Linked DNA regions of Homo sapiens: all the other regions are linked to region 4. A link is a contact called in ENCODE Hi-C or POLR2A ChIA-PET data. All regions are on one chromosome and are shown on one strand. The core of a region is the stretch at or near the end of the contact, and the rest is flanking DNA. Distances in the headings are between cores, read along the strand shown. Region 1 overlaps MAP2K2 (mitogen-activated protein kinase kinase 2). Region 2 holds the start of FZR1 (fizzy and cell division cycle 20 related 1). Region 3 overlaps NFIC (nuclear factor I C). Region 4 overlaps ZFR2 (zinc finger RNA binding protein 2).

What was found. Hi-C counts contacts between places; a loop is a spot of excess contacts on that map. ChIA-PET counts read pairs that join two places held with the same protein, here RNA polymerase II (POLR2A). Pooled maps may share reads with other maps.
Region 1: a loop to region 4 is called in a map of natural killer cell, with 8 times the contacts of the local background. The contact joins two enhancer-like sites. A Hi-C loop is called at or near these places in 1 of 168 maps with a recorded cell type or tissue (natural killer cell) and 4 of 50 pooled maps. POLR2A ChIA-PET finds 5 or more read pairs at or near these places in 1 of 52 experiments (activated T-cell).
Region 2: a loop to region 4 is called in a pooled map, with 11 times the contacts of the local background. The contact joins the promoter of FZR1 here to the enhancer-like site in region 4. A Hi-C loop is called at or near these places in 2 of 37 single-sample maps with no recorded cell type and 8 of 50 pooled maps. POLR2A ChIA-PET finds 5 or more read pairs at or near these places in 1 of 52 experiments (WTC11).
Region 3: a loop to region 4 is called in a pooled map, with 4 times the contacts of the local background. The contact joins two enhancer-like sites. A Hi-C loop is called at or near these places in 1 of 50 pooled maps. POLR2A ChIA-PET finds 5 or more read pairs at or near these places in 2 of 52 experiments (activated CD4-positive, alpha-beta T cell and activated T-cell).

The regions. Positions count from the first base shown.
Region 1 is chr19:4,105,609-4,110,265 of GRCh38, reverse strand. All of the region lies in intron 3 of MAP2K2 (mitogen-activated protein kinase kinase 2), which reads left to right. Among named protein-coding and RNA genes, the nearest start is that of MAP2K2, 16 kb to the left of the region's middle. RefSeq lists an enhancer at 791-920. Within about 2 kb of position 1,310, at least 8 of the 41 ENCODE cell types and tissues checked have a DNase peak (open chromatin) inside an H3K27ac peak, as active enhancers do; they include natural killer cell, where a contact is called at or near this core.
Region 2 is chr19:3,504,674-3,509,791 of GRCh38, reverse strand. FZR1 (fizzy and cell division cycle 20 related 1) reads right to left here and starts at 3,481. Exons shown (of 14, transcript NM_016263.4): 1 at 3,318-3,481. RefSeq lists enhancers at 2,727-2,936, 3,747-4,006, 4,057-4,106 and a silencer at 3,277-3,426.
Region 3 is chr19:3,433,048-3,437,758 of GRCh38, reverse strand. It overlaps NFIC (nuclear factor I C), which reads right to left. Exons shown (of 11, transcript NM_001245002.2): 4 at 4,167-4,241; 5 at 3,359-3,482; 6 at 2,552-2,676. Among named protein-coding and RNA genes, the nearest start is that of SMIM24, 45 kb to the left of the region's middle. RefSeq lists enhancers at 2,123-2,172, 2,099-2,876, 2,877-3,654. Within about 2 kb of position 2,503, at least 40 of the 41 ENCODE cell types and tissues checked have a DNase peak (open chromatin) inside an H3K27ac peak, as active enhancers do.
Region 4 is chr19:3,810,546-3,815,118 of GRCh38, reverse strand. It overlaps ZFR2 (zinc finger RNA binding protein 2), which reads left to right. Exons shown (of 19, transcript NM_015174.2): 14 at 1,161-1,299; 15 at 3,753-3,847; 16 at 4,274-4,369. Among named protein-coding and RNA genes, the nearest start is that of MATK, 26 kb to the right of the region's middle. Within about 2 kb of position 2,623, at least 13 of the 41 ENCODE cell types and tissues checked have a DNase peak (open chromatin) inside an H3K27ac peak, as active enhancers do; they include natural killer cell, where a contact is called at or near this core.

The DNA of each region.
Region 1 (4,657 bases), core at 61-2,560, 300 kb before region 4:
GTGGCACAATCTCGGCTCACTGCAACCTCCACCTCCCAGATTCAAGTGATACTTCTGACTCAGCCTCCCGAGTAGCTGGGATTACAGGCGCCCGCCACCACTCCTGGCTAATTTTTGTATTTTTAGTAGAGACAGGGTTTCACCATCTTGGCCAGGCTGGTCTCAAACTCCTGACCTCAGGTGATCCACCTGCCTCGACTTCCCAAAGTGCTGGGATTACAGGTGTGAGCCACCGCGCCCAGCCAATGATTTTGTTTTTTAAGCACTCATGTCTTCCTCCCAGCTTTGCTTTTTCTCTTGCTGTATCCCGGGCGTCCTTATGACAGCAGAGAGGGAAAACACTCCCGTTTTGGGGGGTACGTAGGTTGTTTCCAGTCTCTGCCCTATCTCAAATAACATGGCACTGACTCGCAGGCACACCTGTGAGGTAAGCTGTGTGAGGGAATTGCTGGGTTCCAGGGTAGATGCAATTAAAAACTGATCCCTATTAGGCCGGGCACGGTGGCTCATGCCTGTAATCCTACCATTTTGGGAGGCTGAGGTGGGAGGATCATTTAAGCCCAGGAGTTCGATACCAGGCTGGGCAACATAGTGAGAAACCATCTCTATAATTTAAAATATTAGGTGAGTGTGGTGGCACGTGCCTGTTTTAAAATTGTTAACAACATTTAAAAATGGGGATAAAAATAGCACCAGCTACATGAGAGGCTGAGGTGGGAAGATCACTTGAGCCCAGGAGGTTGAGGCTACAGTGAGCTTTGGTCACGCCACTGCACTCCAGCCCGGGCAGCAGAGCGAGATGCTGTCTCAAAACATAACAAAGCTGATGACTGTTTTTAAATGGCCTTCTCAGGAAAGTGTGGCAGTCTGAGCTTGTCAAGGCAGGCCTGTGCCTCCCCCAGCTCAGATCTGTGGGACCACAGTCTCTAGGGTGGGGTACAGGCACCCCCTTCATTGACTCTGACGTGCCCCCTTGTTAAGACACTCTGGCCTCGAAGCCCAGAAGTGGGTGAGATTGGGTGGAACAAAAGGAGAAGTGGCCAGAGCTCAAAACCCCGGAGGAAATGCTGCCGACCCCGCCACACCGAGCTCATCAGGTATCAGACCGCCTGCCGCACAGCGTCGTTTGCAAAACCAGAATGCTTGGGTGACACCCTGCAAACGTGCGATCCCCTTTGACAGTTTTGTAATGAAGGCAGGAAGTGAATTTGAGCAAGGCCCCCACGTAGCCATGTGACCCGAGCAAGGCAGCACCCGCCTTGGAGCCCCTTTCCCGCCTGCGAGGGAGACCTGGCGTCTGCCCCGCTGCTCGCAGAGTCACGTTGCCGGCGGCATCAAAGGGCGAGGAAAGGATGAGGAAGCGCTTTGTGGTCTGAGGCAGCCCCTCTGTCATGTGGTGCTCCCTATTCCTCCTCCTCGTCTTCCTCGTCTTCCCCCTCCTCCTCGCGCCCGGCAGGCACCCTCGCTACTCAGGAGTTCTGTCCATCCTCGTTTTGTGTGGCTGACTCAGTTCTCGAGCCCCCTTCCTCCCATGCAGAAAGGGGACAGTGTGGCAACCCGCCCCCAACCTCTATTCTTGGTGAATTTAAAATGGGGGTTCCCAGAGTGGGTGCTGGCACCCCAGGGGACACCACACAGACCACCAGGCTGCAGGAGGGAGACACAGGCCGTGCTGTCTGTGTTATGGAGTGCACCCTTTAAAAGTTCCGAGGTGGTCTAGCCAGGGGCGGTGGCTCACACCTGTAATCCCAGCACTTTGGGAGGCCGAGGCGAGTTCAGGAGATCGAGACTATTCTGGCTTGGCTAACGTGGTGAAACCCCGTCTCTACTAAAAAAAAAAAAAAAAATACAAAAAAAATTAGCCAGGCATGGTGGCGGGTGCCTGTAGTCCCAGCTACTTGGGAGGCTGAGGCAGGGGAATGGCGTGAACCCTGGAGGCAGAGCTTTCAGTGAGCTGAGATCGTGCCACTGCACTCCAGCCTGGGCCACAGAGCGAGACTCCATCTCAAAACAAACAAACAAACAAAAACAACGTGGAGCACGTTGATTTTTAAAGCATTGGGTGAGCCCTGACAGGGCAGCATCCGTGGAAGTAAAGTCATCCAAGGGGGCCATCCCTGCCATCCTCGCCGGCCCTGTGAATTCTCTCCATGCTGAACGATGCTCTCGGAATTCACCTGAGTGCCCATAGGTTTCCATGGAAGGGCCTGCCCAGCACCTGATTCATTCCCTCCCAGGCCACCCCAGTGAGGCAAAGGGGCAGCTTAGCACCGGGGCTGAGGATGGGCGTCCGGGTCAGGTCTCGGCCCCACCGCTCACCCTTACCACGGGTTCGGGACAGGACTCTTGCCGCTTCTGCTGTGAAGCTGAGGGAGGTCGTAGTCCCTGCTGGGGTGAGGACTGTGTGAGCTCCTCCCAGGATGGCACCCGGCACGCACAGGTGTTGCATCCATGTCCTGGCTGCTGCAGCCATTTCCCTGTATTTCTACGCTGTTTCCTCATATTTCTATGTCATCTTTATTTTGCATTTTTTTCCTTCTTTTTTTGTGGGGGGTAGGGGGTACAAGGTCTCTCTCTGTCACCCAGGTTGGAGTGCAGTGGCATGATCCTAGCTCACTGCAGCCTCCACCTCTTGGGCTCAAACGATCCTCCTGCCTCAACCTTCCAGGTAGCCGGGACTACAGGTGCACCAGCACGCTTGAGTAGCTTTTTAAGTTTGTTTTTTTTTTTTTTTTTTTTTTTGAGACGGAGTCTAGCTCTGTCGCCCAGGCTGGAGTGCAGTGGCACAATCTTGGCTCACTGCAAGCTCCACCTCCCAGGTTCACGCCATTCTCCCGCCTCAGCCTCCCGAGTAGCTGGGACTACAGGCGCCCGCCACCACAGCCGGCTAATTTTTTGTATTTTTAGTAGAGACGGGGTTTCGCTGTGTTAGCCAGGATGGTCTCGATCTCCTGACCTCGTGATCCGCCTGCCTCTGCCTCCCAAAAGTGCTGGGATTACAGGCGTGAGCCACCGCGCCCGGCAAGTTTTTTTGTAGATATGGGATGGCACTATGTTTCCCAGGCTAATCTTGAACTCCTGGGCTCAAACGATTCTCCCGCCTCAGCCTCCCAAAGTGCTGGGATTACAGGGGTGAGCCACCGTGCCCAGTGATGTATTTATATAAAATGGCAAGCACTTGTTGGTGACTGGAACTTAGGAACAGTGGGGCTGGCTGCTTCCCTGGGGTCTGAACCTATTACTGGATAACTCGGGGCAAGAACCCAGTGGACAGTGGGGCCTCATGGGATGGGGAAAGGAGAGCCAGTGGCTTACGGACCTCGTAGAGGTGCCCCTTGGCCTTTCTGGGGGTCTCGTCCTATCTGCTGAAGAATGCCCGTCTTGTTCTACTGTAATGGAAACTGGACATGTCCATCAGTAAGGGAGTGATTAAAGAATGATATTTGGCTGCTTTGCAGTGGCAAAGTGAAATCCACAATGGTGTACTGAATGGGAGTATCCCCACAGTACAACACTATTCATGTAGTGGAGGGGTGGTTGTAGAAAATAAACATAGCATGGGCTGGGTGCAGTGGCTCACGTTTGTAATCCTAGCACTTTGGGAGGCCAAGGCAGGCGGATCACGAGGTCAAGAGTTCAAGACCATCCTGGCCAACATGGTGAAACCCCATCTATACTAAAAATACAAAATTAGCTGGGCATGGTGGCGCACGCCTGTAGTCCCAGCTCCTCAGGAGGCTGAGGCAGGAGAATCACATGCACCCGGGAGGCGGAGGTTGCAGTGAGCCGAGATCATGCCACTGCACTCCAGCCTGGCGACAGCAAGACTCCATTTCAAAATAAAAGAAAAATAAAATAAACATAGCATTGGCCCATTCATTTGTTTATTGTATTTTCAAGTCAGGGTCTTGCTCAGTTGTCCAGCCTGGAGTGTACTGGTGCTGTCCTCCCACGTCAGCCTCCCGAGTAGTTGAGACCACAGGCGTGAGCCACCATGCACAGCTAATTTATTTGCTTATTTGTGTAGAGATAGGGTCTCTCCATATTGCCCAGACTGGTCTTGAACTCCTGGCCACAAGTGACCCTCCTGCCTCGGCCTCCCAAAGTGCTGGGATTACAGACATGAGCCCATTTCGATGTTGTTTTAAACTCTGGCTGGGCAAGCATGCTTTAATCCCAGTGCTTTGGGAGAATCCCATGAGCCCAGTAGGTCGAGGCTGCAGTGAGCTATGATTGAGCCACTGCTCTACAGCCTGGGCAAGAGAGTGAGTCCCGAGTCTGTGTTTCCAAATACACAGCAAGATGCGGGGGCCAGGTGCTCACTCCTGTGATCCCAGCACTTTGGGAGGCTGAAGTGGGAGGACCTCTTCAGCCAGGACTTCGAGAGCAGCCTGGGCAACATGAGGAACCCCCGTCTCTACAAAAAATTAGCAGGACATGGTGGCGCGCCTGTACTCCCAGCTACTTGGGAAGCTGAGGTGGGAGGACTGCCTGAACCAAGGAGGTGGAGGCTGCAGTGAGCCAAGATCACAGCACTATGCTGCAGTCTGGGCGACCCCTGCCTGAAAGAAAGAAAGAGAGAGATGAAGAAAGATCTGGAACAATATAAGTCACACTTGAGGGGGGAATGGTGGAAGTGATGCGGCGTCCAGGTTAT
Region 2 (5,118 bases), core at 2,232-4,731, 310 kb after region 4:
AAGAGCAGGGCTCTGACTCAGGCCACAGCCTAGACGCACCTTGAGGACATCACACTCAGTGAGAGATGCCAGACACAAAAGGCCACACAATGTGGGATTCCATTTCTATGAAATGTCCGGGACAGGCCCAGCCACAGAGGCAGGGGAGACAGGTGGTGGCGGCTGATGGGGTCAAGGCTGGTTTCTTCCTGAGGGAATGAGAATGCTCCAGAATTGGGCAGAGGTGATGGCGGCCCGAGCCTGTGAACATATAAAAACCAGGGAACTGCACGCTCTAAAGCAGTGAATCGTGCGGCAGGAGAAGTGTATCCAAATAAAGCTACTACGAGCAAAAATTAAATAAAGAAAGAAGGGCCAGTGAAGAAGCCTGAAGGAAGAACCAGACGGAGTAGGAAGCCAAGAGAGAGTGGGGGTGTTCACCGTTGTGGGGGCGGTGTGTCATTCGTGGTCAGTGGCGGCTGAGTGACTGAATGAGGCGCGGCCAGGCAGGCTGCTTGTGTGCCCCTCATCCCATCCATGAATGAGGACACTGAGGCAGAGGAAGGCAGTCACCTGCCAACGCACACAGGGACCTGGGGCCACTGGGGACATGAACGTCCCTGGACGAGAACATAAGTGGCCCAGGAAGGGGCTCTGGCTCTGTGCTGAGTCCAGTGGCTGGGAAGAACAGTGACATGTGGGCAAGGCAGTGACAAGCGGAGTTGACGAGCAGGTCACTGGTGACCACAGGGAGGTGTCGGGGGCAGAAGAGAGATGAGGTCAAACACTCCCTTTCCTGCTGGTAGGTGCCCAGGTCCCTGTGGCAGTGCCAACAGGGGGCCCGCTGTGGGCAAGCACACAGCCCAGGGCACTGAGCAGGCCGGAGGCGGAGCGGGGACCAGGCAGGCACACTCACTGCCCTCACGGGGCTCACAGTCCAGACATTGGGGACAGGCTGCTTTCTGTACTGGGCCGTTCTGGGCACAGTGGGGGCACTGAGCAGCATGCCTGGCTCAAATACTGCCAAATGTCCCCTGGGGACAGAATTGGGCAGTGGAGAGCTTTGCGCCAGGAGAAAGGAGTGACAGCGCTGAGTTCCTAGAAGACCAAGCCCCTGGATCTTCACCTCTGCCTGGAGTCCCCGGGAGCGGCCCTACACACACAGACTTTCCATCCTCTCCCCTCTAAATGACACCAAGCAAAAGGTCCTCAGAACCAATTCCATTCTGGGACTCCCAAACCCAGAAGTTCTCAGTCTACAAAACCCCTCTACCAGAAACCCCATTAAACAGTAAGTGGTTTGAAAATCAACGTAAGGCCGAGCGCGGTGGCGCACGCCTGTAATCACAGCACTTTGGGAGGCCTCGAGGCGGGCAGATCGCCTGAGGTCAGGAGTTGGAGACCAGCCTGGCCAACATGGTGAAAACCTGTCTCTACTTAAAATACAAAAATAGCCGGGCGTGGTGCGCACACCTGTAATCCCAGCTACTCAGGAGGCTGAGGCAGGAGAATCACTTGAACCTGGGAGGCAGAGGTTGCGGTGAGCCGAGATCGCGCCACTGGACTTCAGCCCAGAGCGAAACTCCATCTCAAAAAAAAAAAAAAAAAAAAAGAAAATCAATGTAGCCCCACCTTGAAGACCAATCCGGCTTGTCTGTTTCTAGAAACTCCTCCTCCAAACCCCAAAGCCCCACCCCAACCCCTACCCCCACCACTGCCTGCAGCCAGGGCACAGGTTCTGAAATTTGACCTGGGAAGCAAGTCACAGGGGCAAACTGGCGGGTACCACCTTGCCAAGATACCCCTCCCCAGTAAAGCACCGGGCTTGCCTTTGAGTAAGTGTCTGCTCCCTTAGCAAAACCCTCTGCAACCCAACTCCGCTCGCTGCTCAAGGCGCCGGGCAGCGGCCAGTGGCCAGCACACCTGCCTCCACTTGGGATTCCGAAGGAAATGACAATCGGGTGTCGCCAAAACACACGGGCCCCTGACACAGGAGGAGGCCCACGCGGAATTCCGCATGACAGACGGCCCCCGACACATCCACTCCGGGGACCAAACCTAGGTGATGCCGTCAGCTTCTATCCCCACCCCCACCCCGAGAGAGACCACTCCGCCTTCACTTCAAAGTCCCCGCAGGCTGCCCTCATGCTGGTGGTGTGTGTCCTTGGTGGATGGTTTTCCCTTAGGTAAATCACCCTCCTTCAAAGCACATAGGTTGGGGTGGGGGCCTCACCACGGAGAGGCATGAGGTCATCGCCCGGTAGACTGGGGCGGGGCGGGGGAATCGGAACCAGAGAGACGCCCTGAACCAGAGGATGAGTTTGGGGTGGAGAAAACAGGGGAAAAGACAAAACAGATTTAGGCTGAACATCTGCATATCGGGGGTCTCAGGACGTGGGGTGGAGACAGGTCTGGACGGTGGAAGAGGGGGAGGGGGTGTCACAGGTTTGAGTAGGGGTAAAACGGCTCTGAATGGGGGGCACACTCCATATTCTGGGGATCCGAGATGGCCAGGCTTGCGTTTGGAGAAGACACGGGGCAGGACGCAGGACGGAGGTTCAGTTCGGAGGAGGGAGGGGCTTGTGCACGGATAGCTCGTCTGAGGCTTTGGTGGGAGAGCTGGATTTCGGGGGAATGGGGGCTGGTAGGGGGCACGCTGGGAGGGTGGGGGAGCAGAAATCAGCGAGATGAGGTGAGACGGGGACATCCATGCACTCAACCCGTGCCTGCGGGGACTGGTGGACACAACAGTGACCACAGACACAGGTTTCCGGGTGTCCCGGGCTGGGACTGCATTTTACTGGGGCGAGGGGCTGGTTGCGGCCTGGGCGAGCCATCGCACACCACAGGCTCAGCGATGGGGGGCGGCTTCGTGTGGGCAGGACCCAAGCTGGGAGGGTCTGAACTGGGAAGTCCCGGGGATGACAGGCCAGGGAGAAATCACCCGGGTTAGGAGGCGGGGTCTGCTGTTCTAGGGGTGCGCAGTGGGGTCCCCTGGTTGGGGGTGCAGGGCTCAGCCTATTTTAAAAAGAATGGTGGACGCTGACGGCGGCTGCGGGGAGGTCACGACTTACAGGTGGCTCGGGGTGGGGGTCACGGCAGGCCCCGACGTGGGGGGGACGCTGGGATTTGGGTGTTAACTCGGGAGACGCGGATGCTGAGGTCACCCGGGCCTAGTTCGGCCTGGGAGGCGGCATTCGAGGGGACTGGGGGCTCCTGGAGGGGCCTGAGCTGGGGTGGGGGTCGCAGCCCGCCCCGCCGTCCCGGTTTTGGGGGGTCGCAGTCAAGCTCCGCCGCCTAGGGCCCGGGGGGCGGGTCCCCGACCCCGGCCGCCTCACCTGGCTCGCTCCCGTGGCTCGCTGGCTCCCGCCGACCCCGCCTCTCCTGGCACCGCACAGCGCCCGCCTCCGGCCTCCGCAGCTCCCGCAGGCCCGGCCGCGGCCGCCGCTGACGGGATCCCGGGCTCCGCGGTCCCTAATATGGCGGCGGTCGCTCCTCCGCTGCCTCCCGGCTCCCTCCCTCCGCCGCGCGCGCCCGGCCGGCCGCGCGCACCCCCGCAACCCGACCACGCCCCCACGCCGCGCGCGGCTAATCGCGGCCACGCCCCCCGCCTACCCCACACACCGCCAGGCCCTGCCCAACACCCAGCCAGGCCCTGCCCACTCCGAGTGGCTGCGCCTGCGCGCGTTGGGCATCTCGGGAGGACGTGACGTCTCCCGCGATTCAAATCAATACAGGAAGCGCGGCTCCACGCGTTGCCCAGGGCAACCGCGGCCGGAAGAGGACCCGCGGGGTGCTAGACGTTGCAGAAATGGCTCTGGTAGATGGAGGGCGTGGTTCCCACTGGGGACAGTCGCGGAATGGGGCGCCCCAGGGCAGACCCTTCCTAGGGTAGATCGAAGCCAGGCACACCTCAGTGCGGCATTGACGTCGCGCCTAATGAGCGCAGATGGGACCCAACACCAGGTGCGTGTCCCGAACGTACAAACGTCACTGCTGAGAGTCATTAATTTATTCAACAAACCTGCATTGCGCTCCTAAGTGCTGCTCCTCCAGGCCCCAGTGAGACAGCAGGGAACAAAACAGGTTTTTAGGCCAGGTGCGGTGGCTCAAGCCTGTAATCCCGGCACTTTGGGAGGCCGAGGCGGGCGGATCACCTGAGGTACGGAGTTAATCCCAGCTACTCGGGAGGTTGAGGCAGAAGAATCCCTTGAACCCAGGAGGCAGAGGTTGCAATGAGCCGAGATTGCGCCACTGCACTTCAGCCAGGGTGACAGAGCAACACTACGTCTTGAAAAAAAAAACAAAAAACAGGTTTTTAAAAAAATTATGGGCCGGGCGCGGTGGCTCACGCCTGTAATCACAGCACTTTGGGAGGTGGAGGTGGGTGGATCACCTGAGGTCAGGAGTTCGAGACCAGCCTGGCCAACATAGTGAAACCCCGTCTCTACTAAAAATACGAAAAATTAGCCAAGCATCGTGGCAGGCGCCTGTAATCCCAGCTACTGGGGAGACTGAGGCAGGAGAATTGCTTGAACCCGGGAGGCAAAGGTTGCAGTGAGCCAAGATCGCACCATTGTACTCCAGCCTAGGCAACAGGGCAAGACTCAGTCTCAAAAAAAAAAAAAAAAAAAAAAAGGTTAAACATAGAATTGCCACATGACACAGCAGTAACACTCCTAGGTATCTACCCAAGAGAAACAAACATGTAACATCCACGCAAAAACTCACACACCTATGTGCATAGCAGCTTTATTCATAACATCCACAAAGTGCACACAACCCAAATGTACATCCACAGATGAAGGGAAAATGCTCCATTCATACAATGACACGGTGTTTTGCAATATGAGGCAATGAGGCTCGGACACAGGCTACAGATTGGATGAACCTCGAAAGCATCATGCCCAGTGAAAGAAGCCAGATACAAAAGACCACATAGTGAGTGATTCCATTGATACGAAATGTCCAGATAAGCAAATCCATAGAGACAGGAAGTGGATTAGTGGTTGCCAAGGGCTGGGAGAGGGGGATCAGGAGTGACTGGAATGGACTTTATTTTGGGGGGTTGATGGATATGTTCTAAAATTGATGTGATGGCCGTGAGCTGTGGCTCACACCTGTAATCCCAGCACTTTG
Region 3 (4,711 bases), core at 1,254-3,753, 380 kb after region 4:
GAGATTGCACCACTGCACTCCAGCCTGGGTGATAAGAGCGAAACTCCGTCTCAAAAAAAAAACAAAAAACAAAAAACAAAAAAAACGAAACAGAAGTGACTTTTTTTTTCTTTTTTTTTTTTTGAGACATAGTCTCGTTCTGTTGCCCAGGCTGGCGTGCACTGGCGTGATCTCTCAAAACAAGCAAGACTCCATCTCAAAACAAAAACAACAAACAAACAAAAAAAGAACCTCATAAATACTGAGACAGGTCCCCTGAGGGATGGAGACCCTTTAGGAATGTTCCTGCTCTGGGAGCCCACACTGTGGAAGGGAGGGGCCTTGGCACCTGAAATGTCACAACTAGATGCGTCCGAGTGCCGGAAAGAGACAGGAATTTTTTTTTTTTTTTGAGACGGAGTCTCGCTCTGTCACCCAGGCTGGAGTGCAGTGGCGCCATCTCAGCTCACTGCAAGCTCCGCCTCCCGGGTTCATGCCATTCTCCTGCCTCAGCCTCCTGAGTAGCTGGGACTACAGGCACCCGCCGCCACGCCCGGCTATTTTTTTTGTATTTTTAGTAGAGACGGGGTTTCACTGTGTTAGCCGGGATGGTCTCGATCTCCTGACCTCGTGATCCGCCTGCCTCGGCCTCCCAAAGTGCTGGGATTACAGGCGTGAGCCACCGAGCCTGGTCAGAGACAGGAATGTTATAAAGACGTGGATGACAGTGACCTCCCGTTTCCCGGGTATGTCGCATGGGCCAGACGGTTGCTTCACGCACATCCTACCCTTCCTCCTCCTGTAGCTCCCAAAGAACATTATTCACATCACCCCCATTGTGGAGATGAAGAAACTGAGGCTTAGAGAAGTTAAGTGATGTGCCCCAGGTTACACAGCACACAGAGCTAGACACGGGCAGGGCTGGGATCTGAACCCAGGTCTCTCCAATGCCTGAATCTGACCTCTTAATCCTAATGTTATACTGCTTCTAAAAATCCTACAGGTGGCCGGGAGCAGTGGCTCACACCTGTCATCCCAGCACTTTGGGAGGCCGAGGTGGGTGGATCACCTGAGGTCAGGAGTTTGAGACCAGACTGGCCAACATGGTGAAACACTGTCTCTACTAAAAATATAAAGATTAGCCGGGTGTGGTGGTGGGTGCCTGTAATCCCAGCTACTTGGGAGGCTGAGGCAGGAGAATTGCTTGAACTCAGGAGGAAGGGTTGCAGTGAGCCAAGATCTCGCCACTGCACTCCAGCCTGGGTGACAGAGCAAGACTCCATCTCAAAAAACAAAAATTAAAAAAAAATAAGAGGGGCCCGGCATGGTGGCTCACACCTGGAATCCCAGCACTTTGGGAGGACGAGGCAGGAGGAAAGATCACACTTGAACTCAGGAGTTCAAGACCAGCTTAGGCAACATAGTGAGACCCCATCTCTACCAAAAAAAAAAAAAAAAAAAAAAAAAAAATTAACGGCGCATGGCAGTATGCACCTGCAGTCCGATACTTGGGAGGCTGAGGCAGGAGGATCACTTGAACCTGGGAGGTCGAGGCTGCAGTGAGCCAAGATTGCACCCCGGCACTCCAGCCTGGGCAGCAGACCGAGACTCCGTTTCAAAAACAAACAAACAAACAAACAAACAAAAACAGAGGCCGGGCGTGGTGGCTCACGCCTGTAATCCCAGAACTTTGGGAGGCCGAGGCGGGCGAATCACCTGAGGTCGGGAGTTTGAGACCAGCCTGACCAACATGGTGAAACCCCGTCTGTACTAAAAATAGAAAAAATTAGCCGGGCATGGTGGTGCATGCCTGTAATCCCAGTTACTTGGGAGGCTGAGGTAGGACAATTGCTTGAACCAGGGAGGTGGAGGCTGCAGTGAGCGGAGATCGCGCCATTGCACTCCAGCCTGGGCAACAAGAGCGAAACTCCATCTCAAAAAAAAGAAAGAAAGAAAGAAAGAAAGAAAGACACCCCAGAGAGGACCCTTCTGAAGACAGAAAAGCAAGAGGATAAAATCTTCCTAGAAAACGACGCCATGGGAATGGAGACCCTACAGAAAGGAGACGAGTCTCCTGCAGAACCAGAAGATCCCATGGAGATGGGAACCTGGTTAAAAAAAAAAGTAACCTCAAGAAGGACCCCAATGAGAAGGGATCCGGCATCTCAGGACCTTCTAGAGGGGAAGAGGACAAACAGGGTCCCTACAGACGAGGGATTCTATGACAGATCCCAGGAAGAGGCGCCCTGTTGATCAGAGTCACTACTGAGTCCATCCTGCAGCTCGGGGACCCCACAGAGATGTGGCATTCACGGCCGGAGGGCAGGAGAGTCAGGCAGGGGACAGTCTCTGCCCTCCTTCGCCGCAGCGGAACCAAAGAGATCCGAGAACGCGAACCCGGACCGTACTTCCAGCCAAGCGCAGCTCGGGACGACTACAATTCCCAGGAGGCCCCGCGGCTCCAGGCCGGCTTCCTGCCCCGCGGCGCCCGCGCAGTGGCTGCCGGAAGACGTAGTTCCCGCCACGGTGACTCAGACCGGAAGGCCGGCTCCGCCCCCGCCACCAGCCCTACCTCCTTCCATGTCCTCCGTCCAGTTGCGGCTGCTACTCGTGGGCGAGCTGGGCGAAGTGTAGTAATCGCCGCCAGGGCTCGTGTCCACGTCTTCCTCCATCGAGCCCGATTTGTGCCGCTTGCTCCTTATGGGCGAGGGAAGGGGAGAGGCTGGTTACCAGGGAGACGCGGGGCGGGGGGCGCGACGGCGGGCTTTGCTACTTCCGGTCCTTAAGTGAGCGGGGGCGAGGGAGGTAGTATCGCGAGACATCGCGGGAGCCGCGGGCGTTCAGCCCGTTCCCTACGAACGCCTGTTCCAACCTGTCCATTGCTTGGATGGGACACCCGGGCCAGAGGCAGGGAGGGTCTCAACACAGGTCGGACACCAAGCTAGCATGGTGGAGACCAAAACCCAGGCAGCCTGGCTAATCTCCTGGCCACCTGTAGTCCTCAGAACTGCCTGTTAGGGGTATGATCCCATTTTATGGATGGGGAAACTGGGGCACACACAGTGTGACCTGCTCGAGGTCACAAAGCATATCTCAGCAACAACCTGTGTCTGCATTCTTCTGGGTGGGGAGGGTCCTAAGGGCTGGCTGAGCCGGCAGGACTTGAGGCTGGGGGAGCCCACGGTGGGCTGTCAGGGCTAGGGGAAGAGGCACGTGGGGCTGGCTGGGTTTTGAAGGATGAGATGAGTAGGAGTTTCTCAGGCCAGGTGAATCGTGAAAAGAGGTATTCCAGGGAGAGGAATGAGTCAGCTCGGGCCAGAGGGGATGGGTTGATGAATGGGGTCATGAAATGCCCAGAGGTGGGGACCTGGGTACTTACCCACTGGAGGAGGTGCTGGGCAGCGTTCTTCTGAGGCCAGTGCTGGCTGGGTTCAGGTCGTATGCCAGGTGCCCCTGCAGCTCCCCCAGGGAGAAGTTGGGTCCTGTTCCAGTCACCACGGGTGCTGCAGAGGGTGACAGAGGAGAGTGAGGCAGGAAGCAGTGCCCAGTGCTGCGGTTTGCTTTAGAGAGGTAGGGAAAGCCACTGGGTGCAGTCCAAAGGGGGACCCCCTTCCCATATTGGCCCGGTTCCTAGGGTGGCTGAAACCAGTTTTATTCTATGGATCAGAGGACCAAGGCCATGGGGAGAGGCCAAGAGCACACTGTGAGGCAGAGGTGTAGCCAAAGCTGGAGGCCAGGCTCTGCTGATCTGGACAGGGAAGGTGTCAGTCAGGGCTAAAGAAGGACAGCGCCCAGGACTCGCTGGGGTGGGATTCAGACAGTGTGTGACGGAATGTGCTGGGTCCCCAGCAGGTCAGCAGAGAAAGCAAGGGGACAGGAGGGGCGGGGTCCTTTGGGGTCTCCTGGGACAGGACAGTGGAGGCCCCAGGGAGGAGGAGGGATGCTGGGGCAGAAGTTTCCTTAGTTGCCATCCAGCATTTAGATTCTGTTTCCTGGAGAGGTGGGAGGGAGCCCTGACCTTGGGCTCTGGGAAGGGCCTGGCCACCTCCCTTTCTAGGAACCTTGGCTTAGTGACACAGGGGGTTGTCTGGAAAGGACAAGGAGTAGGGTGAGGGGGGTGGGCTCCTTCCTCCCTGCGGCCCCCTCCCCTCTCCAAGACCCAGCTCAGGGCTGACGGGAACACTCACTCCGGGACACTTGGATGAGCTCAGTGACGCTGAACACGCCGGAGGTGACAAAGCTCTCCTGGAAGTCGGTCGTGTCTGGAACAGGAAGACAGCGGGGTCAGTAGGCTGAGCTGGGCCTGTTTCCCTTCCCCACACTCCAGGGCTGCCTGGACTCCTGGGGGCTGGCCCGAGCCTGGACGTTCCCCCTGTCCATCCTGTGCTGTGGGGGAATGACAGCTCCAGTCTGATGGGGAAGGCCCCGTGGGGGGTCCTTGTCCAGTGTGGGCCTTCACACAGCCTTCATCCGGGTTCCCCCATGCTGTGGAATGCTGCATTCAAGTGAACAGCAGGCCGGGCGCAGTGGCTCATGCCTGTAATCCCAGCACTGTGGGAGGCCGAGGCAGGAGGAACGCTTGAGCTCAGGACTTCAAGACCAGCCTGGGGAACACAGCGAGACCCCATCTCTACAAAAAGTGTTAAAATTAGCCAGGTGTTGTGGTCCGTGCCTGTAGTCCCAGCTACTCAGGAGGCTGAGGCTGGAGGATCACTTGAGCCTGGGAGGTGGA
Region 4 (4,573 bases), core at 1,374-3,873:
GACTCTGTCTTAAAAAAAAAGAAAGAAAGAAAAATGAAAAATCAGTCCCCAGAGTCGTTCCTTCTTCCTGAGCGTCTGTCACCATCCCTGGGAAAACTCAGCCTTACTCCTTTGACTTTTCCAGTGGGCACTGGATGCCCAGTGGATGGGCAGTGCCTGGTCGGGGAGACAGTGTTCCCCATAGAATGACCAGCACCTGCAGAGGCCAAAAAGCAGGAGGCCCAGAGCAAGGAGGGGTGGGCACGAGGGAATGAGGGGGCACCTAGATCAAGCCAGGCCTGAAGGCCGTACCAGGAGGTAGGATTGCATTCTTAGGGAAGTGGGGAGGCTGGAGGGTTTTGAGCAGGGGAGTGACATGCTCTGACTTCAATAATTGCATCTCACATTTCCTGCACACCTACAACATGACAGTGGCCACAACATGATAGATACAGCCCCTGCTTTCTGGAAAACTTGCAGCCTGGTGGCAAAGACAATAACTGAGCCCCATGAGAATGTATAAGGCTGTGGGGAAGCTGACAACATCCACCCCAGTAATGTCAACGGAGCCCCCTGGGGGCTGCCTTGCAGCAGGGAGGCCCTGAGAAGGGAAGGGATGGAGGATGGGGAGAGAGGTGCGTTTCAGGTGGGAGGCCAGGCTCAGGTGTGAGCACAGGCCTCATGGAGGGTGATGACCATGGACAGGAAGACCAGACTGTGACACAGACCTCTTGAGCTATGTCCTGCTCACAGGAGATGGTGGCGTCTCATTATGGTTTTAGTTTACTCCTCCCTGACTATGGGGTAATGTGTGTCACTGTGTAAAAAGGGCCATTTGTGTTTCTTTTTCTGCCAGGTATCTGTTATTTCACTCACCAATTTTTTTATTGGATTGCTGGTCTTCTTGTTATTGAATTACAGGTATTCTTTACATATGGAGGCTCCTTGCATCACATGATCTGTTGTCTGTACATATCTCTACATGTGTGCACTCCTGGAGGGCTGCGGCTGTGTCTTGGTCACTTGGAGGTTCCAGACACAGGGCACAGGGCCCGGCACCCAGGCAGCAAGTGTGGGAGGCCCGACGGGATTAATTTACACACACCAACCACATCCTGGCTGATTTACACATGAATCTGGGCTGCAGTAAGGTGGCCTTGTGTTGTATTTACCCCTCCCAGATGGTGACCGAGGATGAGTATGAGGTCTCCTCCGACCCTGAAGCCAACATTGTCATCTCCTCCTGTGAGGAGCCCAGGATGCAGGTCACCATATCTGTCACCTCACCTCTGATGCGGGAGGACCCCTCCACAGACCCAGGTGCGGCCCAGCCCTTCCTTCCAACCACTGTCCCCCTCACGCTTCCCCAGGGCGCTCCCCACACCCAGGCCTGGGGCAGCGTCCGCCTCTGCCCTGAGCAGGAAATGCCACAGCAGCCACGCTCCAGCACTGCTGTCCCCCTGAGGATTCCATGGGTCACACAAGAGCTGGGTCTCCGGGCAGCAGAGGCGGCGAGTCGGTGACAGCATCAGATGGGCTCAGAGCCTGGCTGCAGGGGCCTTGCTCGGGCAAGCGACACCGTGTCACCTCCCTTGCCCTTACCCAGGGCTGGCACCTGCTTCTCAGGCCCTGGTGACACCAGCCCTGGCGGCAAAGGACAGGTCTGAGCCATTTCCCCTGGGTCACGGCAGAAGCTCAGTTTGACTCTGTCCATCAGTCACCACAGTCCCAGTGCCACTGATTAGGAATGTAGGGAATCGGGGGTCTTAAAGCCAGACCTGCCAGGCCTGGGAGGGTGGGTGAGGGGCCGGGCCAGGCTAGGGGCAGCGAGGGTCTTGGCCAGCGGCCACAGCGAAGACAGGCATCAGTAACACACTGCACGTCTGTGCTCCCGAAGTCTCAGCCAGCTGTGGAATCTTCCAGAACAGTCTCTAGGGCAGTTTTCCAAACTCCTATCATCTTTTACCCCCTTCGTAATCTTTTTTGGTCATAACTGAGGGCCATGACCTACTGATGTTTCTCTTTCAATCGATTTGGTATTTTTTGTTTGTTTGTTTTTTGAGACAGAGTCTCGCTCTGTTGCCCAGGCTGGAGTGCAATGGCGCAATCTCAGCTCACTGCAACTTCCGCCGCCTGGGTTCAAGCGATTCTCCTGCCTCAGCCTCCGAGTAGCTGGGACTACAGGTGTGCGCCACTATACCCAGTTAATTTTTTTGTATTTTTAGTAGAGACAGGGTTTTACCAGGTTGGCCAGGTTGGTCTCGAACTCCTGACTTCAGGTGATCCACCCACCTCGGCCTCCCAAAGTGCTGGGATTACAGGCATGAGCCACCATGCCTGGCCCAATTTGTTTTTTAAAGCTTAAGTGTTTTGTTTTGTTTTTTAATAAGAGCCTTGAATCATTAAATGGAAAGTCACGATCAGTCCTCACAAATAGTCATCTAAAAACTAAGTACAGTGTGGGGAAGAGAGTGGCTTTTGGCGCTAGCTGAAGGCTGTGACACAAATGCGGAGGAGGCTGGGGAGTGGCGCGGTTGTGGGGGCGGGTTAAGGGTTGGCGGCCACTAGACAGTGGCTCTTTCCTGGCTCGGGTGGGTGATGAAGTGAGCGGAAATCCTTCTGTGAGGACAGATCAGTGACAGAAGAGCCCCGTGAGCCGCCCCCCAGGAAAGTGCACTTCCTGTCGGCCTTTTCCTGCCCCCGCTTCCTCTCCCCAGGCCCAGCGTGGTGGGGAGGTGAGCTTCTAAAACTCCCTTTTTAGGTCGGGCACAGCGGCCCACCTCTCTAATCCCAGCACTTTTGGAGGTCCAAGTGGGAGGATTGCTTGAGCCCAGAAATTCGAGACCAGCCTGGGCAAGGTAGTGAGACCCCATTTATAAAAAAAACAAAAAAATTTGGCCAGGCGCGGTGGCTCACGCCTGTAATCCTAGCACTTTGGGAGGCCAAGGCCGGCGGATCACCTGAGGTGAGGGGTTCGAGATCAGCCTGGCCAACACGGTGAAACGCTGTCTCTACTAAAAATATAAAAATTAGCTGGGCGTGGTGGCGTGCGCCGGTAATCCCAGCTACTCAGGAGGTTGAGGCAGGAAAATCACTTGAACCCGAGAGGCGGAGGTTGCAGTGAGCCAAGATTGCGCCACTGCATTCTAGCCTGGGCAACAGAGTGAGACTCCATCTCAACACAAACAAACAAATAAATAAATAAATAAATATTAGCTGGGTGTGGTGGTGCACGCCTGCAGTCCCAGCTACTCAGGAGGCTGAGGCAGGAGGATCACGTGAGCCCAGGAGTTCGAGGTTGCAGTGAGCTCCAGTCACACCACTGCACTCCAGCCTGGGCCACAGAGCGAGACCCTGTCTCTAAATACGTAAAAAATAAAATCCCCACCGGGCACGGTGGCTCACGCCTGTAATCCCAGCACTTTGGGAGGCTGAGGTGGGAGGATCACCTGAGGTCAAGAGTTCAAGACCAGCCTGGCCAACATGGGGAAACCCCGTCTCTACTAAAAATACAAAAATTAGCCAGATGTGGTGGCGGGCACCTGTAATCCCAGCTACTTGGAAGGCTGAGGCAGGAGAATCACTTGAACCCCGGAGACAGAGGTTGCAGTGAGCCAAGATCATGCCACTGCACTCCAGCCTGGGTGACACAGTGAAACTGTGTCTCAAAAAAAAAAAAGCGTCGAGGGGCCCAAACTGAGCCCCTCACCCCGTCGGCAGCAGAGCGGGACGAGGCACCTTCCCCGCACACCTCGAGGTTTTTCTTCTAGAAGGTGTGGAGGAGCCTCAGGCTGATGCAGGTGATGTCCTGAGCCCCAAGAAGTGCCTCGAGTCCCTGGCCGCCCTCCGTCATGCCAGGTGGTTTCAGGTCAGGGGGGCAGGGGTGGAGCAGGGGGAGAGGGGTGACTTTGAGGAACGTAGCTCAGAGGCACCAGGTCAACCCGGCGCGGCCGCCTCAGCCCCGTGGGCTCCCAGCGCAGACCGGGACGCCTGCCATCAGCTTCCTGGCCGAGTGCTGACTTGACAACCAACGCTGGCTCCTGGCTGATGGGGTCGGGAAGTGTGGAAGGAGTGGGTGCTGCCCTGGGGGTGGGGACGCTGCCGTCTCGTGGCCACTCAACAGCCTGGTGGCACCGGGCTCATGTGGGAGTGGACTCTGTTTCCACCCGCCACCTTCGAGGCCCGCCAGGCTCCCTATTATCCTCCCTGGGGTTCACGCTCACGACAGAGCCCGGCGCCATGCCGTGTGGCCACGTGAGCCCCTGAAAGCTAACCGTGTGCTTCTCCCCCGAAGGCTCGAGCCAGCGGCCTGCAGCCATGCGTGATCGTCATCAGGGTCCTGAGGGACCTCTGCCGGCGTGTGCCCACCTGGGGGGCCCTGCCAGCCTGGGTAAGGCAGTGCCTGGCGGCCCGGCCCTCCACTGGGACCCCCAAGGGCCTCCATGGCCCTGACAGGCCCAGGCTGAGAGACAGACCTTTTCCCTCGAAGGAGCCGGCGGGAGACCTAGTACTCAGGAGAGGCCGTGGGAGTCCCTGAGGTCCCCTTGCGGGGGAGACGGCCCTCTCCACAGCCTCATTTGACTGCCACTATTCA